Regions from separate parts of the Homo sapiens genome. Here all the other regions are linked to region 3. The links are chromatin contacts, found by Hi-C or POLR2A ChIA-PET in ENCODE. All regions are on one chromosome and are shown on one strand. The core of a region is the stretch at or near the end of the contact, and the rest is flanking DNA. Distances in the headings are between cores, read along the strand shown. Region 1 has its middle 12 kb from the start of LUM. Region 2 holds the start of EPYC (epiphycan). Region 3 holds the start of KERA (keratocan).

Region 1 (3,415 bases), core at 215-2,714, 42 kb before region 3:
AGAGTTTAAAAGGTTGGTTTTCAAAAAGACTAAGAGTTTTTTTTTTCCTTGTGATCTTTTAAGTTTGGGTTCCGGTTTTTCTATAGTTGTAATTTTATCATAATGATAGCCTTAGACTTTTCTTTGGTTGGATTTTAAAACCATCATAAATACTTAACATTCACTCACAAGTAAAAGGAAGTTCTCATTTTATTTAAAGGGAACTGCAAAGTAATTTTACTACCAGAAGTAAAAATATATATAAAAATGGCAATGTTATAAAAAAAAGTCTTGTTTTTTTGAAATATATGAAATGAATCAAAATGCATTAAAAATGTCTAGCAAATTATATTGTTTTTACACACATATTCAATAGATTTTGTTTCCAGATAAGATATAACAAATTGCAATACAACACATGAAAAAAAAAATAGAAATGTCAGCAACATAAATAAGTGAGGTCTCACGCATTCATCCTAATCTCACTTTGATAGCCCTAAAATGTCACTTCTTCTAGTAGCTTTAAAATTTGGATTGGCCCAAAGAGTACCATCTATATTTGTGTCTTGTCCCCTTACAATGCACCTGATGTTCTATTTTTTAAAATGTATGTTCTAAAAATATTCAAGAGCCTTAGTAGTAACTTTACCCTATGGATTGTATTTCAAATAAGCCCCTCTCTAGCCTCACTGCCAAGTCTTTATTTCAAGACTTCCTGAATTTTCACTTAGATTTCTGAAAATCCTCATGTTTTGCCTAACTTAATCATCAAGTGCGTTATTAGAGCAAGTTTTCTGACATATAAACCTGGTCCCATATTATTTATCTGTTTAAAACTGTTCAGTGATGTACCATTGCTTTCAGGATGTGATCCAGGCTCCTCAGAGCAGCACAAAAGGCATTCCAGGACACCAAAGGTCCTTTGCAGTTTTCAAAGGTCCTTTGCAATTTAGTCCTTAGTTACTTCTCTAGACTTATCTCTTACCAGGTTTTGTCAGACTTCATCATGCACTACATTAAGTTGCTTGAACTGTTTCAACCATACTTACTAATTTGCAGCTGCATTTGCTCTGGTGTCTATGAAAACGCCTTTCTTCCTGGAATCCCCTCATGCCCCTTTCACTTGGAAACACATAAACATCTTTTAAGACTCGTCTTAAGCTACTCTAACCCTTCAGCAGAATACCTCCTCTGAACTTTCTCAAGTAGAATTAATATCCTTTATTATAAAACAAACATCTGTTAAAAAATAAAAATCATTTATCAAAGTTTTTTTAACAACTCCCTTCATTCATTGTTCATCCATCTGTACCTTTTCCATTAATTCATTTAACTTTTTAAAAAATAAAGCTTCTACTATACTCCAGAAATGGCTTAGGTGCTGGAGACACTGTAGTGAACAAGACCGGCAAATCTTTATCCTAACAAAGTTGACATTTATAGGGGATTCAATCAGCAGATAAACACACAGTCTATGACATGATGACAGTAGTGATAAGCGCTATGAAGAAATAAATGACCTGAAGGACTATGAAGAAATGGAGGGAGTGGTGATTTTTTTGGGTGATAAGGAAAGACTTGTGGGGAGCAGACCTAACTGTCATTATAACATATATTTGGACATTAATTTAAATGTTACAATACATTAGATAATTCAAGGAATGTTCTTTAAGGATTATTTTAGCTCAAATAATAGTTATAAGGTACATTTCTACTTAGGCATGGAAAAAAACCTGGGTGTAGGATCAGACATGATTTGAAGTGTTGTAACTCTCATTTGAGACCAGATCTCTGTTCTCAGAGTGTATATTATAACTTAGTAACCCCCCGTGGCATTAAGGGGGGCTTAGATGTGTTTACATGTGTGTTTGTAAATTTCCTCATCTTAGCCCTGACAAAACACAGGGCCTGGAAGTAAGTTTTCCAGACGTGGTTGCTGAGTAGCATTAATGGAATGAAGCTGTGGTTGGAAGGAACAAGTTACAAAGGTCAGTCATGAGGCGGGCCTCTCCTGGTGAGCTCCAGCACAATTGCTTCTGCTTTACTCCCTTTAACATTACACAAAACATTGCAATTTACTTTAATCCATGGAATTATCTACAAACATCTATCTATTAAATATATTTTTTCATTAAAGTGTACTTGACAAATAAAAATTGTATATCTTTACAGTGGACAACATGATGCTTTGATATGTGTATCCACTGTGAAATGGTTAAAGCTAATTAACAAGCACATTACCTCACATTCCTATAATTTTCTATTGTGAGAACATTTAAGATCTGCTTTTATTAGCAACTTTCAAATGTACAATACACTATTATTAACTGCAGTTACCATACACCATAAATCTCCCATGCTTATTTATCCTGTCTAATTGAAACTTTGTACCCTTTAACCAACATTTTCCCATCTACCCAGCCCTCACCCTCAGCTCCTGGTAGCCACCATTCTACTCTTTCTGCTTCTATGAGTTTGACTTGTTTTAGATTCCACATATAAGTGACATCATGCAGTACATTTCTTTTTGTGCTTGGTTTATTTCACTTAGCAGAATGTTCTCCACTTTTGTCTGTTATTCCAAAAATAGGACTTCCTTTTTTTATGGTTAAATGGTAATCTACTGTATATGCAGATGTTCCTTGACTTATGATGGTGTTATGTCCCAGTTAACCTGTCATGAGTTGAAAATATATGTCAAAAACACATTGAATACACCTAACCTATGGAACATCATATCTAGCACAACTTATCTTAAATATGCTCAAAGCACTCACATTAGCTACAGTTAGACAAAAATCTTCTAACATAAAGCCTATTTTATAACAAAGTATTGAATATCTCATGTAATTTATTGAATAATGTACTGAAGGTTACAATTGTGTGATTGTATACTCGAAATATGGTTTCTACTGAATGTGTTATCACTTTTGCACCATCATAAAGTCAAAAAATCATAAACCGAACTATTCTAAGTTGAGGACCATCTGTATATACACCACATTTGTATCCATTTATACATGAAGGAACCCTTACATTGATTCCATATCTTGGCTATTTTGAATAATGCTGCAATGAACAGGGGAGTGCAGATAACTCTGTGAAATACTAATTTCAATTACTTTGGTATATACCCAGAAGTGCCATTGCTGGATCATAGGTTAGTTCTACTTTTAATTTTTTGGGAAGCCTCTTACTGTTCTCTGTCATGGCCGTGGTAACTTACATTCTCACCAACAGTGTGTAAGGGTTCCCTTTTCTCCACATCTTTGCAAACACTTATCTTTCAACTTTTCGATAATAGCCATTGTAACAGACACGAGGCAATATCTCATTGTGGTTTTACTTTGCAATCCTCTGATGATTAGTGATGTTAATCATTTTTTAATATACCTGCCGGTCATTTGTATGTCTTTGTTTTGGAAATGTCTATTCA
Region 2 (3,350 bases), core at 629-3,128, 53 kb after region 3:
CAACAGTTCAACAAAGGATAGTGTCGAAACAATATTTCTGGAAATAGTCTTGTAAGTTTAACCAGAGCCCTCCAGAAAGCAAGAAGCTAGGTAGCTCTCACCTCTCTGTCACCTAACAAGGTGCACAGAGTACTAGATCAAATATTGAGGGAAAAGGAAGAAAGTTGGTATTTTCATAGATACTCAAGGAATCTGTTGTTTCTTCTAAAACATTCAGCAGAGCCTGAAGCTAGTGACAGATAAATAGGCTTTGAATCAGAAATGCGTGGAACTGAGAGCTAACACTGCCTTTTTGTGTATACACGTATCCCTCAGACAGACTCAATCATGTCTAGGGACCTGACACAGAGAAAAGCCAAGTTGATTTCCTCTTTTTTTGTGTCACACATGGTGCTGTATCATTTATCATCTGAGTCTCAGTAGTCCCATCTGTGAATAGTGGTAAGCACTCTGCTTAAGAATGTGTTGAGGTGATTAACAATCATATATGAAATCACCTGACACCCCACGTGGACCTTGCTTCTAAAGAGGACAAGCCTAGAAACTTGGATTCAGGCATCTTTCCAGCACTGCTTCTAAAAGTGGCCTTTATATGGTGGGGTGAGACTTCACAGATGCCAGAAATAAGTTCCTGTCTCCAAGATGGCCTCTCTATTTTTTGAGAGGTCTTGGTAGACTTCATACATTACCCATTATCACTGTTTCTGCTCCAAATAAAATTGTTTTTGAGAAAAACAATGCATACTAAGAACAAATCATTTGGAAACAGGGTTGGATGATGGGGATGACAAATAAGAATGCCCTGAATAGATGGGCAAAGACATTTTGAGGGCAGGGAAGATGGGAGCAGAGGCAGGAAGGGGAGTGAGAGAACCTTAAAGACAAACCTTCTTCTCTCCCATCACTTGGCCCAGGAGTAATACCGCTTTCAAAATTCAATACATCTATTCACTTGCAGACATGAAGGAAAAGATTCCTGAAGCATAAGTGAGAACCAAATTCCTAGATTTATCTAAAGCATACCAGAATACAAGATGCAACTTTCACCTTTCTCTAGGACTTATACAATGTAAAATTGAGGTATGGAAATTTAAAGCATATTTTTTCTCTTCATATTTGTATTAAAGTTCAATTTTACAAACCATGGAAGTTAACAAGAGCTTAAAATAAAGCTCCTATTCTAAGGAAAAAATGTGTAATTTGATTTATTTGTCTATGATAGATACAATAACTTTTTTTAAAAAAAGCCCCTTTTCTCCCCAAAACACGCAGATCATATTTATGCATCACTTCTGGATGTAATTTTTTTAAAGTTATGCAAAAGGTTCATTTTTCCCTGTTTTGCTATCAAAGCATTCCATGCAATCAAAATAATTGGGATATCTTTTTTTACTTACCCAATATTAAACAGGTAAGGTTTCTGCAACATTTACCAAATTTCACTTAACATTAATGAAAAGTGAAGAAAGCAATTCAAGACTTCAAGTTTTGGGAAAATTATTTCTTATTAGAACTAAAATATCCATCTATAGTATCACTGTATACATGAACTTCATTTCTTAATTGGTGAGTTTGTTACAGATGAGGTATGTTAAATCCAACTTTTTCCATTTAAAAATTTTAAGGTGATACTTTGGCAATTATAACTCCATTAACATAATTTCAAGAACTTTGTATACTATGTGATTTGGATCCTACTGCTTAGTTTGGGTGACTATAAAATAATTTGAGGTTTTTTAAAGACTGAGAAGTATTTCTCAATATTAGGTTTTGCAAACAGAAAGTTGAGTGTTATAAATTCCACCTCCCACAGACCAGAATTCACAGCCATTGGTCAGGGGCAAATACCACTAGCTCTGCATCCTCAGTCACTTTGTGCCATTTCATCAGGTCAGAGCCAAAGGTAAGTTTTTATACTTGCTTTCTTCTTGGGTCAGAGTTCTTTCCCTACTATAACAACCTTTAAAAAATAATTTAACTTGCCTTAATGTCATCTGGTGAATTTTGATTCAATGGATTTGGTTTATTTTTGTTATTGACTTTGTATTTATATTATTCTTGGAAAATCCAAAATTTTGAATTAGCTTAGGAATTAATAACATACAGCAAATAGTTAATCTCAGTAGTCATGACAGATGCCAATAAAATTAGAGTAGTTTCCAATATATGCCTTAAGTAAAGTTTCCTGACACAGACCACATTCTTTGCCAGTATAGACAGGCACTATTGATTGATATTAATTGAAATTTTGTGAAAAGGGAGGAAATAGTGAAATTTCCTGAGATTAAAAGTATTGTAATGATTACATGACATTATGCATTTAAAATTTTTTTGAGCTATATATTGAAAGTTTTAAATACACAAATTTTAAAATATTAATAAATGGTATAAAGTGAACACAAAATTAAAGTGTTAATTAAGAAACTACATTAAATGCTAATACAATTACTTGAAGAAAGGAATATAAATTTTTTAACTAAACATAGATAGATGCTGTATATATTTTTAAGATTCACACAGCCTGCCTTATAGTTGATAGCTCTAGGAGTGATGCAAAATGCAAGCAAATTCTGAGATGTAGCTATATGTAATCAAATATAGTATGATGTGAGAAAAAAGGCCAGCAAGTGTATAATTTCTTTGAATAATGGAAGTTGCCAGAAACATATAAGGAAAAATTTTTTTTAAGTTGGTAGTGGCTTCTGTTAATGTTTCCAACTTGATTATGGGAGAATGGTTCCTGGAAGATTTGCAAACCCACTGTTTTATTAAGTAGGACTTTGTTGGTAATTGCCTAGAACAGTTCCAAATCTGCAATCCTGCAAAGACTTCTGCAAAGGCAACTGAAATAGAGGCTTAGTTTATCCTGTGTGAATAAGAAATTTATTTGAAGAAAGCATAGGAGAGCTAAGAAGGAGCTCCTTGTACTGCTTCTTATTCTCAGAGGAATTTCATATCCTTCTGCCTAAACCTGCTTCATAAAGGCTTTCTTTCAAGTAACTGAAGGTCATTTTGTCTGCCAGTGCATTCAAGTTTAAAAGTAATATTTATCATGAATTCCCTTTTATATGTATGCATAGGTAGTAACACCACAGGTACTGTTCTTAAAGTAAACCCAAGAAGTGTGTCCAAATGTAAAAGCCTCTAAAATTAGACATGCTTGATACAGAATTTTACAATACTTTGCCTGCTCAATAAGGGATCACTAGGTAACATTTTGGTAAGACTAACTTAAATGTTTCAAATTAAATGTGAAGATTTTTTTTCTAAACCAAAATGTATTCAAATGAGTACATACAGAACTAAAAAAATAATTAAATTATAGGATCTTGATTGAATCCTCAAAAAGC
Region 3 (3,087 bases), core at 261-2,760:
GAAGTCATATTTTGGTTGGCAGATCATGAGTGGAATGGTGAAGAGGAAATAGATTGGAGGCAGCCAGTATACTACTCTAATTTTCCTACAATGAACATGTAGCAACATTTGTATAAGAAAATTATAAAAAGACTAAAATCAGTTTGGCTAAAAAAATCAACAGTAAGACAATAGCTGGAAGAGGGCCATGCAGATTTGAAGATCATCTGTTGTTTAAATCCTGAGGGTTTAGGAAAAGGAGAGGGAGAAATGCAACAGAGAGAGGAGACAATTGTTGTGAGAAAGCAAGTAACACTTGGTTGTCTTCTTAAAATGTGATGTGAGTACACCTACATACCTATAGGACTAGTAAAAAATCATGTCAAAATAGGATCTCAATCTATAAAAACCCTTTAATATAAATGCATTTTCCAGTTGAGAGTGTAGGGCTAATTCCAAATAAGGCTATTATTTCTGTAATTGTTTATAACAAACTAGACCTAACTCTGTGAAGCAATCCATTACTATTTTGTAGATGACAAAACTGAACTTTAATTTACCCTCCTATGGTTAGGAGAGAGGAAAGAGGTGGTTCACAAAAGGTCCTCTGAATCCAATGCTTAATCCTCTTCACGGTGCTCTTTGACAATACTCATGTGAGCTGTTAAATGAGTCATATAACATTCACTGAAGCTAGAATAAGAGAGATTTTGAAAAACAAAACAACAATCAATCCACATAATAACACCTAAATGAAATATTTTTTGTTTGCATCTTTTCTCAAGAAGCATAATTTTTTTTCATCAAGTATCAGAAGTGGAGGACACACTACTTTAGATATGTGTTAAAGAAAAAAGTAGCAGTGTAACAGAATGTCTCATAAGGGACTATATGCAAAACATGTGTTATATTATAATGAATAAAAAATTATCCCACCTTAGCAGGTACTTGGAATAAATTGTTAAAAGAAATATAATAGGAAATAGGGATACAAAAATTATTTCTCTGAAAAAAAGCATAATACCAAGATTAGCACCAAAATCAGGTAGTGCTTTCCAGATATCACATTTACATTTTTTCAAATACATATATTTATTTATTTTTCCCTTAGTCAAACACATTACAGCATCTATTTTATATCAGGAACAGATAAAATATGTCCATATAAACAGAAGACATTGGCTTTTAATTATTTGTATTCAATTTTTAAGAAATGATCATCTAGGGAAAATGTTTTAAAATCTTTTAAAATATCTTTTTGTTATACTTTAAAACTGCCTTCAGCTGCCTATTGGTAAATAAGGTCTGGATATCAGTACATGACAACATATACTAATGAATTGAACTGTGAATTAGGAATGAAAATTGCCTAGAAATTTTTTTATGAGTTATTAGGATTAAAGTAAGAATTTCCTTTGCTGGGCTGTGTAGGCACTAAGATTCCGTGGTTGTTGGAGGGGTTAAATTTGGATCTACTAGTGCATATATTTTACCGAGGATTCATAAAAACACGACAGTGGAGCCTGGGTCAATCCATTACCATGTACAAGCAGTGACCAATAGAAAAGGAAGAAGAAGATCCAAGAAGGCTGAGGTAAGCAGTCTTCTGAAGCCCTGTCAAAGTGGAAACAATAGATCAAAGGTGTTCATGGTGACTGGGACGAGTAGGTTTCACTGTTTCTCATAGACGACTTGACAGCTTAAAGTAAAAACAAATTATTTTCGTCAAAGTTTTTTTTTTTCTCTTAACTGATTTTTAGCAAACCTCAGACTGAGACACAGGACTCAACGGTGTATTCCTGGAAGGCAAGGTAAACTATTTTGCACTTTTAAAAACTCTTAAAGTTAAGCATGCAAAGTACTTATTCAACAGACGCAGGGTTACAACTTCAATAACTAAACCAAAACCCTATTCTGAAAAAGAAAAAAAAAAATGATGTTTCTTTGTTGGAACATGGCCAGAGCAGCGTTCTGCAATCCTAGAAAATTTGACAGCTTGCAGAAGCAGTTCTGCACTTGTTTTCTGCAATTTAATGGCAAAATTGAATGATCAGCATTTCATAAATGAAGTTGACTTTATCTTTTCCTAAGGAATCAGTAAAATTTATTTCATCCTATTATCAATCAGTTCAATAAATGTACATTGGTCAGAATGTTACTGATATATATATATATATATAAATATATATGTAACATATGTATGCTATAAATTATTAAAATATATATGTATATTTCCTGTTAAAATAATTATTTGTACCAATAATCTTTGATGATCAGTGGGGAGGGTTTATGTGTTTTAAATGTATCAAATATTAGTAAACGCTAACCTACTTTCCATTATCCACACTGATAATATGAATATAAAGAAATTCTCCACCCGTATCCTAAATATGTTTTTGGTTGTTTTTGTTTCTTATCAACCATAATAATGGCATAGTTGAATACAATACTCATGTACTTGTGCTATACATCACAATGTATTCAACTCTATATAATAAACTCTATCTCTATATATACATATATATACATATATAGAGACAGAATATACATATTCTCTGAGAGAGAGAGAGAGAGAGAAAGGGAGAGAGAGAGAGAATTGATAATTCAATAGCTTGGCTGAACAACTTAATTGTGTGCTTAAAATTATAGACATCTTCCCCCACCCTCAAAAAACTTACTTGAGAGGTTGAGCTAGAGAATAACAGATTAATTACATTTTTATTCAGATCCTAGAACCTTCCTTCACCATAAAGTGCTAAAATGTTCTTTGATCCCTTCATTCCTTTGGTTCAAGGGCCAAAAGGCCTAGGAAATCTCATCCAGATGTTCTGCTCATTTAAGAGTAAAAGTAAAAGCATATGCTTTCCTCTCAGGAACAACACAGATTCCCAGTTTGAGTTTTTAAAAGATCACTTTTTTGTACTCTCATATTCAACTACTGGTTTCAGTTCAGTTCTTTAAATTAAATAGCTTGAAATGGAAAAACACTTAGAGCTGCTAAAATTTTCTTTCCATTTCTCGGCTTTTATTGTGTTTGGGTTACAACCAGAAAGCTACAAGTCGGTGAATTATTCTCAATGTTTGCAAAATGCTTTGCATATGGTGCCT

What was found. Hi-C counts contacts between places; a loop is a spot of excess contacts on that map. ChIA-PET counts read pairs that join two places held with the same protein, here RNA polymerase II (POLR2A).
Region 1: a loop to region 3 is called in a map of mammary epithelial cell, with 2.9 times the contacts of the local background. The contact joins the enhancer-like site here to the promoter of KERA in region 3. A Hi-C loop is called at or near these places in 3 of 168 maps with a recorded cell type or tissue (IMR-90, breast epithelium and mammary epithelial cell) and 1 of 37 single-sample maps with no recorded cell type. POLR2A ChIA-PET finds 5 or more read pairs at or near these places in 1 of 52 experiments (BJ).
Region 2: a map of IMR-90 shows a loop between it and region 3 (2.1-fold over the local background). The contact joins the promoter of EPYC here to the promoter of KERA in region 3. A Hi-C loop is called at or near these places in 1 of 168 maps with a recorded cell type or tissue (IMR-90).

The regions. Positions count from the first base shown.
Region 1 is chr12:91,097,625-91,101,039 of GRCh38, reverse strand. No RefSeq gene overlaps it. Among named protein-coding and RNA genes, the nearest start is that of LUM, 12 kb to the left of the region's middle. Within about 2 kb of position 1,464, at least 3 of the 41 ENCODE cell types and tissues checked have a DNase peak (open chromatin) inside an H3K27ac peak, as active enhancers do.
Region 2 is chr12:91,003,500-91,006,849 of GRCh38, reverse strand. EPYC (epiphycan) reads left to right here and starts at 1,878. Exons shown (of 7, transcript NM_004950.5): 1 at 1,878-1,903.
Region 3 is chr12:91,056,447-91,059,533 of GRCh38, reverse strand. KERA (keratocan) reads left to right here and starts at 1,510. Exons shown (of 3, transcript NM_007035.4): 1 at 1,510-1,790.